Regions from separate parts of the Homo sapiens genome. Here region 2 is linked to region 1. A link is an interaction called in ENCODE POLR2A ChIA-PET data of the cell type or tissue named here. Cell type or tissue: GM12878. All regions are shown on one strand. Links, peaks and the distances in the headings refer to the core of each region. The heading gives the core; the rest is flanking DNA.

Evidence for each region. Peaks named below come from ENCODE experiments on the same cell type or tissue, not always from the same donor. Only the 100,000 strongest peaks of a DNase experiment are listed, where the experiment ranks them.
Region 2: POLR2A ChIA-PET joins it to region 1 with 6 read pairs; 3 of 35 experiments call an interaction of 5 or more read pairs at or near these places.

Annotation. Positions count from the first base shown.
Region 1 is chr3:125,180,615-125,191,865 of GRCh38, reverse strand. It overlaps SLC12A8 (solute carrier family 12 member 8), which reads left to right. Exons shown (of 14, transcript NM_024628.6): 3 at 1,345-1,491; 4 at 4,438-4,629. Among named protein-coding and RNA genes, the nearest start is that of SLC12A8, 27 kb to the left of the region's middle. In GM12878, for the core only: no CTCF peak of the experiment used is centred there; a DNase peak (open chromatin) is centred at 5,502; H3K27ac peaks cover 1,807 bases.
Region 2 is chr3:125,279,312-125,290,562 of GRCh38, reverse strand. ZNF148 (zinc finger protein 148) reads left to right here. Exons shown (of 9, transcript NM_021964.3): 5 at 2,335-2,460. Among named protein-coding and RNA genes, the nearest start is that of SLC12A8, 72 kb to the right of the region's middle. In GM12878, for the core only: no CTCF peak of the experiment used is centred there; no DNase peak of the experiment used is centred there.

The DNA.
Region 1 (11,251 bases), core at 1,372-9,371:
TGGAGACTGACGGAGACACAAGGGGTCCCCTGGCCCATCAGTCCCATGTGGCTGAATTGAGATCCCTGAGTATTTCTCGAGGCCCCTTCTTGATCTGTGGATGTCTGATACAGGAGGTGGAAGAGGAGCTGGGATCCTCCCTTTTGGTTTTGAGCACATGCCGTTGGCCTTAGCCTTTGGTTCTAGATCCTGGGCGCACCCATTGTTCTCAGCCATTCAGGAGCCATGCCCCGTGGACTCTGGATCTTGGATTTTTCCCTAAACTCTTGATTTTTCTGCCTTTTTATTGTGTTTATGGATAACATTTGCTCACCAGGTCCAGATTCATTGCACACAGTGACTCCTAGCTTTGGATGCCTCTCTCTCCCCACCCACCCCACCCAGCTGAGAACCGTAATCACTGCTGTAGTCGTTTGTGGTCACTGGAAGACTCTGTTCATGCCTGAGTTTAGATTAATTGCCAAACCTACATAAGAGCATTCACAGTGTGAGTTACTACTGGTTTTGTTTAAGATCATTTTAGTATATCCACGAAGTTATGGTTTTTTTAGTAAAGGGTTTCCATTTGAGTGTTTATAAGTGCCTTTGTTATTTGTGAATTGGAAAAATGAGCAAGGAATCTGTTTTTTCATTATTCGCCTCTGATTCCAAACAATTGTCCAGTAATGCTGAAGAATCCTGGGGTATCAGCAGAGATCACTGTATTAGTGCTCAGTAAGGAAAACAGAAATAACTTCAGTCATTTTAAACAGGGAATCTCATCCACAGGGCTGATTGCAGAGGTGTTAGAAGGGCTGAAGGAGCAAAGAGCGCTTCAGTAAGGTTGGCCAAATGTCAACTGCCGGAAGCTGCTGTCCCTGCTAGGACTGGAGGATGAAGAGGGCTCATGACCATGAGCCCCAGGAGGTGAAACCCAGAATCTCACACTCACTTAGAAGTGTCATCTATTGCTTCTGCCTGCATTCCATGGGCTAGAACTCAGTCACACAGCCACTTCTAGCTGCAAAGAGGCTGGGAGTCTACCTGACTCCCTGACTACTTGAGTGATGACCAGAGGAAAAGGACTACGTTTGTGAATAATGAGTCTCTGCTACATATGGATACGGAATCACTGTTGTTACAAGAGAACAGTGATCCTTTTGTAGAGGTATGCTTCAAGATGTGTGTGTGCGCATGTGTGTGTATGTGCATGCATGTGTGTATACACACACACTTGCCCTGGCACAATAAGACAGGACTGTTTTTAAGCTGAGTTCTCCTACCTCCCTCCTCCTGTTCCACTCTCATGCCATCCCTGGCCCTCCCAATGGCCCCTCAGCTGATTTCTGTGTGTTCTGTTTGCAGGATGCCCTGGCCCAGCCCCAGCCCTGGTGGAAGACCCAGCTGTTCATGTGGGAGCCTGTGCTGTTTGGGACCTGGGATGGTGTGTTCACATCCTGCATGATCAACATCTTTGGGGTTGTGCTCTTCCTGAGGACTGGCTGGCTGGTGGTGAGTGCTGAGTTGGTGGCCTGGAGCCTCTCACGGGCCCAAGACAGGAAAGCTCTGCCACTCTTGCATTCTACAGTGCAGGCCACAGATTCCTGAAGCACAGATGCTCCTGAAACACGAAACAGAAGCAAGCACGATGAATAGCTAGCATTGCTTGTTAAATGAGCATCCTGTGAAGATAGGCTTCCGAATTTCTAATGGAAACCTCACACCATAGATTTAACTGCAGAATAGGAGCACAGAAGTCAGGGCTCATCATGAGCCGGACTTGAGATGGGTCAGAGAGATCAGATTGATGGCAATTTTGCCTCCAGCTTGTGGCCCTCTGTAGTTTTCCCGGTATTCTTCACTTCATCTTGGGCCCGCCCACATGGTTGCCTTCCCCCACCACACTGCAACCCTGTAGGTAAGACTGTGCATGGGGATGCTTGGTCAGAGGTGTGGGCCGCCTACCTCTAGGGATGGATTGCCTAGGATGGACTCTGCTGTGTGAGATCCTGGGGGTCAGTTCATCTCCCCCTGTAGAAGGAACAAAAGGCCTCTTCTTTAATTCTTATGCAAAGCATCCTAGGACCTTCCAAGCAGATGTGTGCCTGGGGCAGGGGTTCTCAGTCCCACACACAGTGCCATCTCATGCAGTGGGACTTCAGTAGACCACACAGGTGCGCAGAACAAAAGGCAAGCCAGTCACCATCTAAACATGGATGAGCACCTGCTGTGGGCCAAGCACTACTTAGTGCCAGTGGGATCACAAAAGACAAGACATGGCCTGGGCCCTCATCCCCTCCTCTCTTCCCCGCCCCGCCCTATGAGCTAACAGCTGTGGTGGGTAGATATTGCATTAGGAGAGTTCTGAAAACAGCATTAAGTCCCTTGGGGTGGAACAGGCTATGAGTGCTGCAGTCACTGAGGTGTCAGGAAGCCTTCCTGGAGGAGATGCAGTTGAGCCAGGCTTTGAAGGGTGAGCTGGACTAGATGGGTGAAAGAGAGGAGGCCATTCAAGGTGTAGAATCTACTAGTCAGGATTCTCCAGAGAAACAGGCCAATGCCAACAGGAGATGTAAGTATGTCATGTATATATTAGCAGGTAAGGATTGATGCTGCAGTCTTGAGTCTGAAGGCTGGAAATGCAGGAAGAATTTCTGTATTGCAGCCTGGAGGCAGAATTCCTTCCTCTTTGGGAAACCAGCCTTTGCTTGTAAGGCCTTCAACTGATTAGACGAGGCCCACCCATACTATGGAGGGTAATCTCCTTTACTTAAGGTCAACTGATAGTAAATATTAATCACATCTGAAAATCACCTTTACAGCAACATTTAGACTAGTGTTTGACTAAACAATTAGTTGCCGTAGTCTAGCCAAGTTGACATATAAAATTAACCATTACATAGGCAAATTTGGGGAGATTTAAGCTCCTTTATAGTGGGATGTACAGGATTCTTAGCCCCCATAAGAAGTCTGGGCAAGACCAGACCTTCCTAAGCTCTCATTCTACACCACACTCAGATCCTCAGCTCAGGTTTCGGCCTTAGCCACAGCCAGGGTGGGTCTCAGACCAGCAGTGGAGCCCTTGAGCATTATATTATAAACACTGGAACAGAGTACAACTGACTTCCAGGACAATTTTCCAGCTCATGTTAGGCCACTCAGCTCTTGAACTGGCTCTGCCCACTCCTAGGACCCTCTCCAGCACTCACAACACATGAAGTCTTGACTATCAGGAGTCTTCCTTGCTTTCTATTGCAAAACATGTGACATTACATCTCCTTCTTAGAAGTGCTGTGTCCACTGCCTCTCTGCGACTCTTGCTTTTCACACTGAAATGTGTCTGTCTACATGTGTTCATCTCCAGCCATGCATGGTTTGTTTATTCGCTCAACAAGCATTTAATGAACACCTATTTTGTGGAGGTTATGCTAAGCACTGAGAATATGAAGGGGAAGAAAACATGATCCTGCTCCGTATTAGTCCATGTTACATTGCTATAAAGGAATACCTGAGGCTAATTTATGAAGAAAAGAGGTTTATTTAGCTCACAGTTCTGCAGGCTGTACAAGAAGCATGGCACCAGCATCTGCACTTGGTGAGGCCTCAGCAAGCTTTCACTCATGGGGGAAGGTGAAGAGGGAGCAGCGTGCCACGTAGCCGGAGAGAAGGCAAGAGAGATGCCAGGCTCTTTTAAACAACCAGCTCTCCTGTGAACGAACAGAGTGAGAACTCACCCATTACTGTGGGAGGACACCAAGCCATTCACGAGGGGTCCACCCCCATGACCCAAACACCTCCCACCAGGCCCCACCTCCAACATTGGGGATCACATTTCGACATGAGATTTGGAAGGGATCCAAATCCAAACATCTAAACCATATCATCCTCCCCTGGAGCTCACAGCCTAGAGGTCAAAACTGGCTTGGAAACAGACTCAATATGACAAGTCCTGTGAAAAGTACTAAGCCCTGGCACTGGAGGAGCCCAGAGAAAGGGTTACAGGGCCAGCTTCCTGGTGAGAAATCCTAAACGTTGAGGCCTAAAGGATATGCTGGAGTTAACCTGACAAAGGTACAGAATGAGCAGGAGAGGCCTTCCAGGCAGGGGAATCAGCATGAGGAGGGGTGGGGGTGGGGAGAGAACTTGTCGCTGCACGTCAGGCACAAAGTGAGATTAGGAGGCACCTCGTGAGGGCATCAGCAGCTCTGACTGTACCCTATAGGTGGGAGAGTCATTGAAGAATTTGCAGCCAGGACGCTTCCTTTCACTTAGAACTTCTTCCTGGCCTTGGCTGTTGTGGTGCTTGCTTTGTCCTTTTTAGTTGTCCTGACTCTGTGCCCCCACCCCTGGCCCCTATTCCAGTGCTGTGGGAGGAGGGGAGGTGGTCAATGCCCCCAGCAGGGAGCTGGCGGGGCCTCCTCACCTAATCCAACCTTGCTCCTTGCTATTCTGCTGCAGGGAAACACAGGAGTGCTCCTGGGCATGTTCCTGGTGTCCTTCGTCATCCTGGTGGCCCTCGTCACGGTGCTGTCTGGCATTGGCGTCGGGGAGCGCAGCAGCATCGGCAGCGGTGGCGTCTACTCCATGATCTCCTCGGTCCTGGGTGGGCAGACGGGAGGCACCATCGGGCTGCTCTATGTGTTTGGACAGGTGAGGCCTGCGCCCGGGATGCTTCCCCTGCCTGGCCCTCTGCCACTTTCTTCTTGTCCATTTCCTCACTTGACCTGGGGAGAAGCGAGGGTGGGGACAATTGCCGCATGTGACAGACGAGCAGGTTGGGGCTCTGAAGGGAATTCAGCAGAGAGTCAAGTCACTATCCAGGGCCTGACCTCTTAGTCCAGCACTCCTTTCCCTCTGCCACTCCCGCCTCCTGGATGCCTGATGTGACCAGCAGGGCAGGGCCTGGCCAGCACATTCTTGCTGTTCAATCTGGGGACCAGATTGCATGACAGTGGCTGAAGCCCAGGTGGCAGCCAGGTGGCAGCCAGGTGGCCTGGGCCCTGGGACGCTTTTTTACTGAAGATGGGTATTTTGCCTGTGCCAAAGGGCTTTCCTAGAAGCAGGCACTTCTCAAATGAGCAGGAGCTCCCGGGAGCATTTGATAGCTCGGGTGGCCTTCACAGGGAGGCTGACAGCCTCTTGTGTGGACGCCCTGTCTGAGAGGGAGAATGTTAATGAGGAGTGTGCTTCATCAGAATGGACGGAGGCACTCCGAAAACGAGCGAGTAGGGGGAAATCCTAAGGCTTTTTTAGCTAAAACACAGGCATGGTGACTTAATGCTGAGGGAACAAAGTACAGACATTAAGAAGCAGTTCTTTGTCAGCATTTCTTGGATTGAAAAAGGCTTTTATGAGAGTGCAAATGGTGGTGGGTGGTTGAAAAAACAGTTTAAAGAGAAGAATTTGTCTAAGTTAGAGTGTGCAAGAATCTCCCCAGAGAAAGCATCGGTTTTGTTTCTTTTATTTTTAGGCAGCAGGAGCAGGGTGTTTCAGCATAAATATATCTGATTCTCGAACAGCACAGAGCTGCGTGTGTGCATGTGTGGGCGGTGGGGGTGCCTGTGTGTGTCTAAGACAGTGCAGGAAAGGCAAACAGATGGCCTCTGCACTCTTAAAAAGCACTTGCCTTGACTGCAGAAAGTTATTTAAGTATAGTAGTTGGAGAGGGGAGTAATAAATGGTCAGTTTACTTTATTACCCTGGGGACTTGGTATATAAATTTTTTTTTTTTTTTTACTTCTCTGCTATTTTATAGCCAACCAGGCTGCAAGGTAGGCAAAATCCTGCTTTCCCCCTCTCGGTACAGACACCAAGTGAGCCTCTAGAGGCAGATGCCATGGATGGGCACTGGTGTGAACACCCCTGGACAAAGACAGGCATCTGTGCTGCTGAGAGTCCCACTTACATGGGCTGATTTGGAAAAAAGATGTTCACAGATAAGATGTTTTCTAAGTGCTGGCAGCCACGGCCTGAGACGCCACTGCACCAGCATCCCAGCTATTTTCCTGCCTTTCCACTTGGGCCCTGGTCCCAAACATTAGAGTCCCCCTGGTCACTGTCTCTGGAGTGCCTGTGCTTTGTTTGTCGCTGGCGCGGGCCAGGAGTCCCTGATCAGGGTGTGGTTAGTGTGTAATCCTTTTTATAAATTGCTGAATTTGGTTTGTTAACATTTTGTGGAGGATTTTTGTGTATATATTCATGAGGGATATTGGTCTGTAGTTTCCTTGTGATTCTTTGTCTGGTTTTGGTGTCAGGCTAATTCTGGCCTCGTAGACTGAGTTGGAAGGTGTTCCCTCCTTCTCTATTTTTTGGAGGAGTTTGTGAAGGGTTGGTGTTAATTCTTTAAACATATGGTAGAATTTTGCCATGAAGCCATCTGGTCCTGGGTTTTTTTTGATAGAAAGTTTTTTGGTTACTAATGGAATCTCTTTACTTATATAGGCATATTCTGATTTTCTACTTCTTCTTGATTTAGTTTTGATAGTTTATATCTTCCTAGGAATTTGTCCATTTCTTTTTTTTTTTTTAATCTGGGAATTTTGTTTTGTTTTTTGTTTTTTGTTTTTGAGACGCCGTTTTGCTCTTGTTTCCCAGGCTGGTGTGCAATGGCGTGATCTCGGCTCACCACAATCTCCACCTCCTGGGTTCAAGCAATTCTCCTGCCTCAGCCTCCCGAGTAGCTGGGGTTACAGGCATGCGCCACCACACCCGGCTAACTTTGTATTTTTAGTAGAGATGGGGTTTCTCCATGTTGGTCAGGCTAGTTTTGAACTCCCGACCTGAGGTGATCCGCCCGCCTCGGCCTCCCAAAGTGCTGGGATTACAGGCGTAAGCCACTGTGCTCGGCCATGAATTTGTCCACTTCACGTAGGTTATCTAATGCATCGGCATATTAATTGTCTATAGATTTTCTTATAGTCCTTTTTATTTGTGTAAGTTTGGTGGTAATGTCTCCCCTTTCATTCCTAATTTAAATAATGTCTTCTCTTTCTTTTTTCTTGATCAGCTTAGATAAAGGTGTGTTTACAAAGAACTAATTATTGGTTTTGGTGATTTTCTCTATTGTTTTTCTGATCCCTAATTCATTTCTGCTCTGACCTTTATTGATTCCTTCTTCTGCTTGCTTGGGTTCACTTTGCTCATCTTTCCCTAGTTTCTTAAGGTGACAGGTTGGGTTATTGATTTGAGCTCCTCCTTCCTCTAGGGTGCGGTTGGGGTTTTGAGGCTCCCTATTCCTTGTTCTTATTAACTCCCTCAGCCCTCATTCCAGGGCATGTGTGCATTCATTTATTTCTAATGATTGTCAAAACAGATTCCCTGATTTTACCCCCAAGCAGGGGTCAGCAAACTTCTATAAAGGGCCAGATCATAAATATTTTGGGTTTTGAGGGTCATATGGCTCTGTCACAACTACTCAACCCTGCCACTGTAGTGTGAATGCAGCCACAGATAAATGGCTTACAAAAAACGGGTATAGTTGTGTCCCAATAAAACTTTATTTACCAAAATAATCAGCAAAAAGGATTTGGCCAGTGAGCCAGTTTGTCAATCCCTTCCCTAGAGCATCAAAACTGAGGAGATATTAACACTTAAAGTAATGATTTTAAAAGCTTGCAGGTCGGGCGTGGTTGCTCACGCCTGTAATCCCAGCACTTTGGGAGGTCAAGGCAGGTGGATCACCTGAGGTCAGGAGTTCGAGACCAGCTTGACCAACATAGTGAAACCCTGTCTCTACTAAATACAAAAATTAGCCAGGCGTGGTGGCGCACGTCTGTAATCCCAGCTGCTTGGGAGGCTGAGGCAGGAGAATTGCTTGAACCTGGGAGGCAGAGGTTGCAGTTAGCTGAGAATGCGCCACTGCACTCCAGCCTGGGTGACAGAGCGATACTCCATTTCAAAATAATAATAATAATAATAATAAAAAGTAAAACAAAAGCTTGCAAAGGCTCGTCATTGCCCTGCATCCTACAAAACCCTTCCCCCTTCATCCCTCTCAGGCCTTGGTGGCAGGGCCTGCTCTGTGGGACCAAACTCTTTGTCAGGGGAGGAGACGATGGACTACAGACTCCCCTCACTCCCTGCTCCACTTACCTGTGTGGGCCTGAGGGTTCTTGGTGACTGTTTACCCTGAACACCAAAATGTCTAGCTTCAGCCTGTGCTGACACGTGGAAGAACGTTCATTAGTGGCTCACATGCTTTGTGCTGGACTCTGTATAAAAACAATGAATGACTGGAAAGTTTTTATGGACCTGATATAGGCCTGGAGTTTTTGTTATGGGTGTTAACGCATATTCAGGACATATGTGTTAATCCACCAACTCTTTAACCTTAAACCTGGAAGTTTGTGTCAGAAGGGGAGGGGTGTTGAGGGGCAGCGCTGGTCCTCCAGGTAAGGTGGAAGGAAAATGCCTGTGATTGTCAAGGTGCAATTTTGCTAAAAGAATTACCTTGGAATGGAAGCATTACACCCTGAAAATAGGCCACCTTCTCTCTTTAAAATGGTGAGCAACACCCACTGTGTCTTGTGAGAAGGAATTAGGCTTTTCTCTGTGGAGAATGAAAAAGAAAAGGAATGCCTGGTCTAAGATTTAGGAGGAAATAGAATACGTTTAACGTATAACAAACCCTTAAGACATTTACACATTAAACAAACCACCAGGAATGTTTTCCAAGGAAAAGCAGCATTCAGGTTGGAAGGGGTACCGCCTCTGGGGTGGCTGGATTGCTCTAGGGAAGGCTGGGCAGTTGCTGAGTGTGTGGACGAAGGCCTTGAGTCCTGGGCTGCTTCCCTAAACCTGGGCAGACAGGGTGATGATATACCCTGATTTAGTTTTTGCGTAAACATAAGGGTACTTTTAATATGTTTGCTTGTATTTTTTAATAAAATTCTTTGACAGTTACATAATGATATTCATTGTAGTCAGTTAACACATTGGAGACAATGAAAATAAAGAGCTTTCCCCCACACCCTTGAGGTGATCCCAGTGTTCTCTTTTGGAACATTTCCCTCGGCTTATACACATGTATTTATGGATTTTTGAAGTGCTTGCTTGTTTTTACAAAAATGGGGACAAGGCCAAGGCCAGGCGCGGTGGCTCACGCCTGTAATCCCAGAACTTTGGGAGGCCAAGGCGGGTGGATCATGAGGTCAGGAGTTCGAGACCAGCCTGACCGATATGGTGAAACCCTGTCCCTACTAAAAATACAAAAAATTAACCAGGCGTGGTGATGCACACCTGTAGTCCCGGCTACTCGGGAGTCTGAGGCAGGAGAATCACTTGAACCCAGGAGGCAGAGGTTGCAGTGAACTGAGATCACGCCGCTGCACTATAGCCTAGGCGACAGAGCAAGACTCTGTCTCAAAAAAAAAAAAAAAATGGGGACAAATTTCATACATTATTCCATGGCTTGTAGTTCTCACTTTAAGTAATAGATATATCTCTTGGTCAATGTTTTAAACCAATGCTTTTTAAATGGTTACTTAATATCGTATAGTATAAATATACCATAATTTATGGCTCATTTCTATTCTCCATTCATTCTTTTTTTAATTTTTTTTGAGACAGGGTCTCAGTCTGTTGCCTAGGGTGGAGTGCAGTGACGCCATCACAGCTCACTGCAGCCTGGCACTCCTGGGCTCCAGTGATCCTCCCACCTCAGCCTCCCAAGTAGGTGAGACTACAGGCGTGCACCACTATGCTCAGCTAATTTTTAAATTATTTTTGTAGAGACAAAGTTTTGACATGTTACCCAGGCTGGTCTTGAACTTCTGGGCTTAAGCAATCCTCCCACTTTGGTGTCCCAAAGTGCTGGGATTATAGGCGTAAACCACTGCACCCGGCACCCAGCCTTGTATTTTTTTGTAGAGACAAGGTTTTGCCATGTTGCCCAGGCTGGTCTTGAACTCCTGGACTCAAGTGATCCTCTCACCTTGGTCTCCCAAAGTGCAGAGATTACAGGCATGAGCCACTGGGCCTGGCCCTCTATTCATTCTTTACTCTCCTCTGTATATGTAGTTTTTTTCCTAATAGTCTATATTTTTGCATTTTCTCTTTTCTTTGTAATCAGGCTACCAGAGGCTTATCTATTTAATTTTTTTTTAAAAGATCAGCTTTTGTTTCTTGTATTTTTCTTTTGTTATTTTTTCTTCTATTTCATTAATTTCATATTTCTTTATATAAAATACTTCTCTCTATTATCTTTTTATTTATGTTGATATTTTTGTGACTGAAGTTAATTCTTCGTTCCTTTATTTTTCTTTTTTTTTTTTTTTTTTTTGAGACGGAGTCTCGCTCTGTCGCCCAGGCCGGACTGCGGACTGCAGTGGCGCAATCTCGGCTCACTGCAAGCTCCGCTTCCCGGGTTCACGCCATTCTCCTGCCTCAGCCTCCCGAGTAGCTGGGACTACAGGCGCCCGCCACCGCGCCCGGCTAATTTTTTGTATTTTTAGTAGAGACGGGGTTTCACCTTGTTAGCCAGGATGGTCTCGATCTCCTGACCTCATGATCCACCCGCCTCGGCCTCCCAAAGTGCTGGGATTACAGGCGTGAGCCACCGCGCCTGGCCTATTTTTCTTTTTAACTAATAAAATCATTTAAGACTATACATTTTTCTCTTCTGAACCCAAGTTTAGTTATGCCTCTTGAGTTTTTGAATAAAACATTCTCGTTTTCATTACTTTGTAAAAAATATAAAATTTTATTTTTCATTTCTTTTGACTTTGGCAACATGTGTCAGTTATTTTTCTATTGCATTTTGGTTGATTTGGAAGTTCTACTATGCTTTTAGTTCTTCTAGTAGTGACAGTCTACCCTCAGAAGTCATAATTAAACTTATCCTTTTCTATCATAATTTTCTACACTTCTCAACCAAGACACATTATTTACTAGCTCCTCTACCAACAAAATATTAAACTTCTATGATACATTTACTTTCCTACTCTCCATAAACACCCCCACTTCTACCCCCAGACTCATTGTGAGAAGACGGTTTAATTTTGGACTGTTAATTGCTTTCCTTAAAGTAAGTCTCTTTGGTTTCAAGCATCCTTATTTACAACTTATATTGCAAATTTCCAGTGATGGTACCATCATCTATTTAGCATCAACAAAGTATCTTATGATATTCATAGCTAGCTACTGTTTCCTCTTCTTCAGCAGCGAATAATAACAAAGTCATAATAATGACGGTAGCTATTATTATTATTATTATTTTCTGCCCAGGCTGGAGTGCGGTGGCGTGATCTCAGCTCACTGCAACCTCTGTCTCCCG
Region 2 (11,251 bases), core at 2,056-10,055, 98 kb before region 1:
AACAAAGAGTATCTTACTTTAAAATATCAAAACAGTATACATGTACATGAAATAGTTAAATATAAAAGTAAGACTTTATTTTGGGGTGAGAAATAAGTCTTGATAAAGCAAGTCATTCTGGAGTTGAGTTAATGATTAGAATCAAAGGAAGAATATTTTCAGTATAGGGAGGACTCTTTAAAGTCAGGAAAATAAAGAGGGAAAGATTGAAAATGAGAAAAAGGGTAATTAAGAGATATTTTAGAACTTGCAAGAAAGAACCGGCATAGGGAGTGGCAAGAGGAGAGGAAGCATGACACTATAGGTCTCTACTTCTGTCTTAACCTGGGGAAGAAGTTAGATGAGTATAGAAGGGAGATATGAAAAGGAAATCATGTCTGACCGCTTCTGTAGTATCAAAGTGGGAAGCCCAGAGGGAGACTGACTCAGTGGATGAGCAGGGGCTTTAGAGTTTTAGGAGAAATGTCTGAGTTTAGTCAAATCTGAAGAAAGAAGGGCAGGTAGAGTGGTGGTGGATGGTGGTGGTGGTGGCATATCTGGACTGGTAATAAGAACAGCATTGAAATTCAGGCCTGCAAATAAGCATGAGGGTACTAATGGGACTAGGTGAAAATCACAGTATTAATATAATCACTTTCCATATATGTGGAAATAACAGGTTCAGATATACGTGTTAATCTTTTTTACTGTTTGCATTTAAAGGCTCTTGGTTGGTTTGTGAATGGCAGTTAACAGCAGAACTTATTTATGAATTTATCTTACACTCTTCTTGACACTTGCTAAAAAGAGTTCCTCTTTTTTGTTGCCACATGCTACATTTCCATGGTTTATTTGGAATTTACACGCTGACAGAAATGTTTGTACTACTTTTTGGTACTCCTTCAAAATAGGGCAGAGAAATTCCACAGCTGCTTACATAGTCTGTTATCTCTTCTTGTCTCATACCCATTCCCAGTTATTGTTTTTCAGTAAATACCACTTCAGAGGTGATAAGAGGTCTGTATTCCCAAGTCTTGTAGGTGGTGATTTTACCATCGTATTTTGTAGTCAAAATAATTGATACCAACGAAGCCAGAAGAGTGGTCACTGTACCCTTCTGTAACTTGGTAGAATTACTAGCTAAATAAATAATCATTTACATCATGTTTTTGTGCCAGGGTTCTTGATTTGTGATTCTCACATGGCCTGCATTTCAGGAATTCATGAGAACTTCCACTTTTTATTTTGTCAGTATGAAATTCCTGGCTTAGGTTGCATTTTTTCTCGTGAACCTCTTCTACATAGCTGTTTTCCACCTTTACACTGAATCTGTAAGATGTTCATCATCTTTTGCACCATGCTTTTTAGTGTGTTTCTTGAAAATGTAGCCATTAGCACATTGTACTTACTGAATTATTCTCAAGGATCTTTACTGTATTTTATAGCCTGAGTTGAAAGTTTCCTAGTTTTAAGGTTCTTGTTTTACTTCAAGGATAGATTGAAAATGTAGCAGTGAGGAGGGGATGACTGAACACCATCAAATCTGATGAGAACTGACGATGGTACTGTTAGTGATCTTAGAACCTTGGTTTTTCTTTTCTTTCTTTAAGGACAAGTAACTCTGAGAATTAAGATCTGAAAATTGAAGAACATTGTTGAAATCTTAATGTTTCTTCTAGTATTTCTCTATTATGTAGTTAGCATCATGTCTTGTACAGTGTAGCAGCCTAAAATTATAATTGCTTCTATAAACACATATTTGGTGATGGTCTGTTGTAGAGCCCAGGAAAGTACTGGCTGAGATCTTGAGTCATATGACAAAACTGTTGAGCATGAAGATAATTAGATTTTCATTGTTAATTTGTCTTTCTTTTGACAAATTATCTTTTAGAATTTGTGTGGTTTACTTGATATTTTATAAATACAGAGCCCATCTAGAAGTCTAAATACCTCTTTTATTCCCTAGTATTGTGTTGAATTTTGGACCTTAACCTTTTTTGTGCGCTTTTAACTTCAGTATCAGTTTCCTTAAATGTGGGAATGAAATTGATGTTACGATTTCCTGACTTCTGCTTGGTCTTATGATCATCTTTTCCCAGGACGTCTTTGATCTTTTTTCTCAGGTAGATTAAAAAAAAAATCTGTTTATCCCTCAATTTATGTACTCTCAATTCTTATTACCCACTGCCTATTAATGAATTCTATAGCACTGTATATAGTTAGGACACACACACATAGATCATCATTCTGGAAGCACCTGTATGTGGGTTTAGCAAAGGATTAAACATAAAATGGCCTTTTGTCACAATGAACTTTTTATTTATGTCTAAAATTGGCTTTTCTTTTTTTAAACAGATAAGCGTAAAGCAGGAAATTACTTTTACTGATGTATCTGAGCAACTGATGAGAGACAAAAAACAAATCAGAGAGCCAGTAGACTTACAGAAAAAGAAGAAGCGGAAACAACGTTCTCCCGCAAAAGTAAGACAATGTATTAAGGTGGTAATCACAACCTCTTAATTCCAACTGTTGGTTAATTCTATAGGCAAGAACCTGGCTGGACCCTAAGGCAGATGTAGAAGTCTTGTGTGGTTTAGTAGGAGGGGGTGCGTGCCTGCATGGAGGTGGTGGGCCTTGCTTTCAATTTTTCTGCTTCTCTTTCACCATGTTCCTGACTTGTCTAAAAGTGAACTTTTCTTTTTCCATATCTCTATCGGATGGCATGCATTGCCCTTTCTTCTCATTTGTATTAGTTTTCCTTATCTTTATATTAAGGTTTCAGGAAAATGTAATACCAGTTATTCATCAGGAAAAGATATAGGATCCCTGTTAATAGGATGTAAACTTCATGAGGGCAGGGACTTCATTTTGTTCACAGCTGTATCCTAAGAGCCTGGAATAGGAGACATAATAGATCCTCAGTAAATATTTTATGGGTTAATGAATGGGTTAGTAAATAAACAAGTAACCCAGGCTGAGTGCAGTGGCATGATCATGGCTCACTGCAGCCTCAGTCTCCCAGTCTCAAGGGATCCTCCTCCCTCAGCCTCCTGAGTAGCTGGGACCACAGGCATGTGCCAACATGCCTGGCTAATTTTTGAATTTCTTACAGAAATGGGGTCTTGCTATGTTGGCCAGGCTAGTCTCAAACTCCTGGTCTCAAGCCGTCCTCCCACTTCAGCCTCCCAAAGTATTAGGATTACAGGCGTGAGCCACCACTCCTGGCCTGTTTTTTTCTCTTTAGTATAGTGATAGCTGAATGTATACAGCATTTTTGGTATTCCTAGAAATTCTCTGAACTCTCTGCAGCATATTTGCATTTTTATAGTTAACTCTTATTTTTTTCTTCCCTCATGTGGTGAGAAAGTCCTTTTTAAAAAGATCATACTGTAATATGATTTTTTTGATGGCTTTTTAAAAATTTGTGATTTGAAATCATAATCATCATTATTATTTATATTTTTGTATACTTTTGGACTTATTAGTGTGTTGGAGCCAGCTTGAGCTGGCTTGCAAGATTTCATTTGCAAATTAGTTGCCAAAACCATTGGTAGCTTATAATTAGCTATGGTGGGAATATTTACACCCTGGAAATCAGCAAATGTTTCTATACCTCCTGATTCCTTAGTTGGTGGTTAAATATTTGCCAGCATACCACTATTTTGGGGACATATAAATATGCCTACAATAGCAAATTTTGAAAAACATAGAGACTAAAATAACCCATAGTTACATTTCCTAGAGATAACTACTTGGATTTTCTGCCATATTCCCTTTCTTTTTTCAAATTTGTGCAGATAGATATGGAGGTATAATATAGAATAAATTAGCTGATTTTTAACACTTGAAATGTAAGCAACTTTTGTGCTTAAAGTTTTTAATGTTTTTTGTAATCATTTATTAGCTACATAATCTATTTCTTAATAGATCATGTTATATTTAATGGTTGTTTTATTGGACATTATTATGTTGTTTGAAAGTTGTAGTCCTTTTGTTTCTGTTTTAAATCATGCTGCACTTAAAATGTTTGAGTATGTATCTTTGTGCACTATTGATCAAAGGGTGTGAACTTTTGGAAAGATTTCTTGATAATGTTACTCTTTTCAGAAATGTTATACCAGTTACACTTCTACCTGCAGTGGACCTGAGGTGTATCTGTCTGCATTCTCACTGGTCTTGAGTGTCTGACTTTGCTTAAGATGGGAGCCTCATTATAGTTTAAATTTGAATTTCTTTAGTTTCTGGTCACACTAAACTTCTAAAATTTTTGTTGGCATTTTATATTTCATGTTTTGTGAAATTCTCCCTTCTTCTTTTCTTCCCTCTCCCTCCACTTCTTTTTTTGGGGCTTTAATGTTTTTCTCAGTAATTTATATCATTTTTGGGGGTTCTTTACATTAATGAACAAATCAAGTTCTTCAGATATAGAATAATACTAGGTTTTATGTAAAAAATTATTTCTAAAATCATTTGTGATAGTGATTGGTTGTTACTTCGGATTCATTGCTGATCTATGGGGTATCTATTTCAAGTGTACTCTCTTCTTGAAATTCTGACTAAAACCCAGATTATCTTCTTATTGGGTGTTGGACTCTGTATTTGGTGATATGTTCTAGGTATTTGTAAATATAGATTAGGTATTTACAGGCTTTAAGCTATTTTGCTTGTCTAATTTGCGATAAACTCATTTATAATGTATCATTTTAGAATATTTCTAAAGGTATTATTTAAGTATTTATATACCTCTGTAGTTGCCAGATGACGGAGTTGTCCTATTCTAAGTATAGTGCGTATAAGAGAATGTTTTAGGGTAGCCCTTTAGAGAATTCTTAGGAAGATGAAGTGACTAGAAACAATATACAGCAGACAGAGGTGTAAGAATAACAAACAGGCCAGGTACAGTGGCTCACACTTGTAATCCTAGCACTTTGGGAGGCTGAGACGGAAGAATTGCTTGACCCCAGGAGTTCAAGACCATCCTGGGCAACATTGTGGAACCCTGTCTCTGGTTTTGTTTTTTTTTTTTTTTAAATAAAGAACAAACAATTATTTTTCAATTGTCCTGGCATGTTACATGTAATGGGACAGGGAATGGTTTTGGACTGTTTTTTAACCACTGGTCTGCCATCTCCAGGTGAATGGGTTTTTTGTGTCTGGAGTCTTAGAACTTTAAGATATAACCAGTGAGTAATTTTACATTTTCTCAGGAGTGTATATAAAAATTTATGCTTCAGAACTTCTGTTAAAATAATTCATTCTGCTCTTTGGTATGAAGAGAAAGAGAAACTTACCCATGTTTGTAAATCAGTAAGTGTTACTTGTTTTAAATTCCTTAAAAACAATTTTAAGTTCCTCAAAGAATTATGATTTATTATGCCTAGAGGACTCCACTCTCCCCCAGCACCTTTTCCAAATCTTAAAATCTTGCCATTGTGAATATTTTGAGTTTGTGTCACCATTGTGTAGTATTAGATTGGGGATCTGCACAAGAAGTATAACTAATGTGATAGAGTTTTAGTAAAAACATCAGAGCTTATAAACATCCATGTAACTATGGCTGCCTTAAAGTACTGTGTTGTTATTCCATCTTTAGCTGCCATGGATTTTAAGCAATAATTGCCTTCTGAACTTTTCTCATATGGCAAAGCTGAGTCTTTTTTTTTTTTTTTTGGAAAACTTAAATGCAATGGGAAAGCCTGATCATCTTAAGGTAGGTTTTGACACTTGAAATTTGCCTAAATACACTTGGCAGCATGCCTGATGAAGAGGGTAACTGAGCTAGGGAACATCATCTAGGTCAAGCTATTTGCATCTGTTGTGGAATTAGCTGTTTTAAGAAAGTAAGTTTTCTACATAATAGAAGCTTACACCTTTTAAATATCAAATTTCATTTTATTTTCACCATTTTTTGGGGGAAATCTTTAAGGTGTTGTTTTCCTTTTAAATCTAGTGTATTTGAACATAATTCAGCTTTTAATGTCTTGAAGCTGACATAAACATTTTTTAAAATTGCGTATTGCAGTTGAAGCCCTCTAGGAGAACAGAGATTTTAGGGCTCTCCCCCATCCACCTGACCCTGCAAATCCACACTGCTAGACTTTAAGTGTTATACTGCTTATAATCACTTCACTTCTCATTCCTTGGTGACGTGCTATTCATTTTTACATTGCTGTATATCTGGGTGGCCACTTAACATCACTTTCCTTTGCCCCTTTGAGTCTGTTTTTGGTGACTGTTATACTCTTAAGCTTGAAAACTTCAAATCTTGACACTAGAAGTTTCTGAATAAATGAGGTATTACTACTGGACTTTGGTATTCACTTGTTACATGAATTAGAAGGTAACAGTTTCCATCTCAGAAGGGTTTTAGGAGGATTGTTGGGTTAACATTAATGAAATCTAAGAATTTTTTTCAGTAAAATATAACAATATTATCTAAATCCCATGTTGTATATATTATATAGGTCTTTTCCACCTCCTTAGTAACTGAATGAGAGAGAGGATATTTTTAATTCCTTCTCTTTATTCTGAAATGTATCTCTCTTTTCATTTATTCAACAAATAATTTGAGTGCCTGTTATGTGCCAGGATCTCTCATCAGGTACTGAAAAAAGGAACTGGGTTTGTTGTAACACTTTAGGTGATCTGAATAAAAATTCATTATTCAAAGTTATGCTGAACTGAGGAAGAGCACTTTTCACACATCAGATAGATTATATAATAGAGAATCCTTTCCCAGCAATTTATTATATATTGTTGGTTCCCAGAAAAGATTTTAGACTTTGGTATCAGAAAGATTGAATTATGTAAAATAAGGAAAATTTAATGAAAAGAAACAGAGAAGTAGATATACCAGACATTTGCCATGCTTTCTTCTACATGTTACCTTGATTTAGGAAGAAGTAGCTTTAAAGATGAACTGATTATAAGACGGAGGATGCAAACAGGAAGTATGGAATAGTAAGAAAATGAAGGAAGAAGATTGGCAAAATAATAGAGTTTTATTTATCTAATTTTCCCAGGAAATTGTGTGTCTTGTATAAATTGTTTTTCCATAGAACTGAACCCTAACTTTGAAAAAAAATCTGATGTAAATCTTTCTTTAGAAAATATCACCTACTTCTTTGCCTAATATTCAGGAAACAGGGAAGAAACAGCCTTTTTCTAAAACCCAGGGTCATTTTGCTGAACATAGTTGTTGTGCCATGCTTATGATACAGTGAATTTCTTGTTCTGGTGCTGTCAAAAGCTTACCATTTAAAAAGGAAATTTGGTGATGAGAAAAATCTAGTACTGAGAAACAATAAAAAATCTTGATGAATGAAAGAAAGTGACAATGTTAGAGTAGGTTATTAACGATGACCAGGACAGTCAAGTTGCCGTGATGGGTATTACTCAGGGTGACTTTGTTATTTGTATATCTTTGGACTTGCACTATTTTCCATTTCTCATTGGATTTGGAGAGTAAAGAGAATTGTCACAGCTGTCATTCTCCATCCCCAGTTGCAGTAGAACGTCTCATAATAGGTGAGAAATGTAAACTCTCTTATCTAATTAGTCTTTTGAGTTTTGGTGGCTTCAAAGTTGATTTTGATTGATTCAGGAATATATGATAAAAACCTATAGTGTTTAGTTTAAAATATGCTTTAATAATTTTAGTAGTACACATTTGAATGTGAAAAATCATGTCTGCCTTTTAAGAAAACAGAACTTTTTCTCAGTGAGGGGTGTCAGGTTTCATTTATTCAGTGGCAGTGATCCTTATGGAGTGAAAAATCTCTGAATTTGAATAGGCAGACCTTAGGGCTTTGCCTGATGAAAATGGGTATATTATTTAAGATAACCTTTACCATATGTGTATATTTAGGTAGCTGGCTGGTAATAGATTTGTCTTAAAACAGAAAATATGTCATAATGGATATGAGATTAAGAAAGCAGATTAACTGAGAAATTCCATTTGATACTCAATTTTTTTCTATAAAGTCTTGTTTTAAATTTACTAAACAGATAAGAAAAAAAATGTAGTGTGTTGAGAATTAGAGTATTACTAATTTCTCCACTTGCTAAAACCTGATTGCTTGGTCTATGTAATATACCATATTTCTCCTGAAGTAGCAATGACAAGGGGCAAGATAAAGCATCTGAAGATGTCTAGCAGGCATCTTAGAATTCAAAATTTTAAACATAAAATTCTTCAGTTGTAATGGTGTCCATATGTTGGGGAAAAAAGAAAAGCAAAGATGTTTTATGGAACCAGTTGCAGGTAAGACTGCTAATCTCTAAGGCAAACACACTCAGCTGGTAGATCACATTCTACTAAAAGATCTTGAAAAGGTGTGAGCAAGAAAAGAAGGCAAGTCTATACCGGGGAAGAAAATTTTGCCTGCGTTAGTGTGCTATTTGTGTTCTGCTAAGGGATTTTATTCTTTGCCTACCCGCTTCTCTCACTACTCAGTTATCTGAAGACTAAAAAATTGAAAAGTAAAGTATTGCTTTTAGCAACAAATTTAAAAAACAAGAAAGTGGTAAGCTAGGAGGAGTAATTGTTATGGACAGCAGGCAGCCAGGTCCTTTGACAGGTATAGAGTCTCCACTATGCTCCAGATACCATTTTGAACACTGAGATTATAAGGGTGAATAAAAATCAGTTGGATATATTTAAAACAGGTTACAAATTGGAAGGGCCATTGATGCTCATCTGAGTCAAGATGAGTTTACTCTATGTCCTTTATTACTCTGGCCTAAAAAGAAAGTAAGGAAAATATAAAATGTCCAAGAATTTGGTGTTTCTGTCTTTGAACTTAAAAAAAGCTAGATTTTCCTGTGTGTTTATCCACAAGGCAGTGGTAGCTGTTTCATCCATAAAATTCACCTTGAATTAAGGCTTGAATCTACAATGAAAGGCAGCAGTACCTCCAGTGCCAGAAAACAATGACCTAGAACTCCTTAACTCTTCATAAAAGGGCTTTGTACAGTCAAGGATTACATCCGTTTCACATTAAGCAACTTGGGCCAGATTTGTTCTTTACAAAGCCTTTCCTTGCAGTTGCTATGCCACAGAAAGCTATTGAAGTGCCATGTTTTTTGGCAGTTGGATTTTCTTATTTGTTATCAACATACATGAAAAAAAATACCTGGTGCTGTCTTGTTTTTAGTTCCATTTTATATAAGTATTTAACATCTTTTTGTTTGTTTTATGTATAAAATATTTTGAGTCATATTTTAAAAGATTTTGTGTGTTTTCCTTTTGCACAGTGTTAACTTGCTTATTATTATGTGACTTGGAGGGGTTGAAAAAATTCAAAACTGACTGGCCCAGAGATGAAGCTTTCCACTTTCTTTGACTCTCCTCAGGAAGCTGTGACACCCACTTCCATTCTCCTGCCAAATGTTTCCCTTCCATGACTTTGGTGCATAGACTTTGAAGCATTGTTGACCACATTGGCTGTTTGCCCAGAATCCAAATGCCCTGTATAATTTGCATAATAATTACCACTGATCTGCATATAGTATAGGCTGAACTGTCTTCTTGAATTTAAAGTAAAAATGTTTTAAGGATTAAAGCTTTTTTCCCTTACGTACTGCCCTTTTCTAGGTTTGAGAAGGGGTCATAGCTGTGTGTTTGCAGGCCCTAATCAGTTTCCACAGTTCTTTATATTTATTTCCCAGATTTCTCTACCTTTGTTGGACAGTTTCTTAGCTCCCATTCTGTATGCCCACACCTACAGCATTGTTTCCCTCTCACTGGCCATACCCCTCCTGATCAGATCTTCTAGTTTTCTTTGCTGTTTCAGCATAATGTTGTGCCTTTTTTTTTTTTTTTTTGCTTTCGTCAATAATGAAAAAGGAATCATTATTTTCACTCTTCCACATGTCTGATGAAAGGCAATTTTTTTTTTTTTTTGAGATGGGTTTTACTGTATTGCCCAGGCTGGAGTGCAGTGGCATGATGATGGCTCATTGCAGCCTTGACCTCCTGGCCCAAGTGATCCTCCCATCCTCAGCCTCCCAAGTAGCTGAGAGTACAGGTGTGTGCCACCACACCTGGCTAATTTTTGTATTTTAGTGGAGACGGGGTTTCCTCATTTTGCCCAGGCTGGTCTCGAACTCCTGAACTGAAGTGAGCCACCCACCTCAGCCACCCAAAGTGCTGGGATTACAGGCTTGAGCCACCATGCCTGGCCAAAAGGCAGCTTAATGTTGCACATTGAACAAGTTGTTGATAAATTGGAATACATGCAGCCTAAGGTGAGTTTCTCTGTGGTACCATCCAAACCAGGCTTGCAATACTCTTAATCTCAATAAGCCCAGAAAGACAAGGTTGCTTTGTCTCTTGTCTTCCTTCTTTTTACCCACTTCTATTTTTTAAAAAACTGAATTTATAAGTGCTGAATAATTTTCTTATTCAGTACTTATGCCCCAGATGGACCCCATACCCACTTCTAATTTATTTATTTGACAAATATTCTTAGGAATATGTTTAATAATAATTTAGTAGTTCTAGAATAACCTTAGTGATCCTAGACTGAAACAGACCATAAATTCTACCATATTGTAACTTGAAAAGTTAGTGTTCTCTTTTTTTTTTAGTAATAGGTAACCACTTACATGGTTCAAAAAAATGTGTTAAGTGGACAGTGTAAAACCTCCCTCCCATTTTATCTCTTGTCTGCCCAGTTCCCCAGCCATCACAATCAAGGTTATATACTTCTGTATATATATCCTTCTCAAGTAGTTTTTATGCCTATGCAAATATATATTCCTATATGTACCTTTTATATACAAAAGTTAGCAAAACTATACACTGGGTTCTAAACTTTGCCTTTTTTTTTTTTAACTTAACAAATCCTGACACGCTTTTCATATAAGTATATAGAGAGCTTTGTCATTTTATTTCACAACCACATAATATTAAATTGTATTCATTTTCCATGATTTATTTAATTAGCCCCATACTGATTGATATTAGATCATGTCTAAAGGCTTTTTTCCTGCATATATGAGAATTTGAAATTGAAAATATACCTGTGTTCACCCTAACTGAAGACTTAGGAACTCCATCACGCATAAGCATTACAGAGGAGAAGGCCGTGATGAGATCTTACTTAACCAGCTTCCAAGGTTTTATTAGTGATTTTTGCTCATTCTGAGTCACATTGTACTTTCCTACAGTTAATGATAACATTATTCTAATAGTCTTTTCAAGATCATTTAAGAACAAAATATTTCATAATCTGTGGTGACCGTTGTTTGCATTATCTTTTTTTTAAAA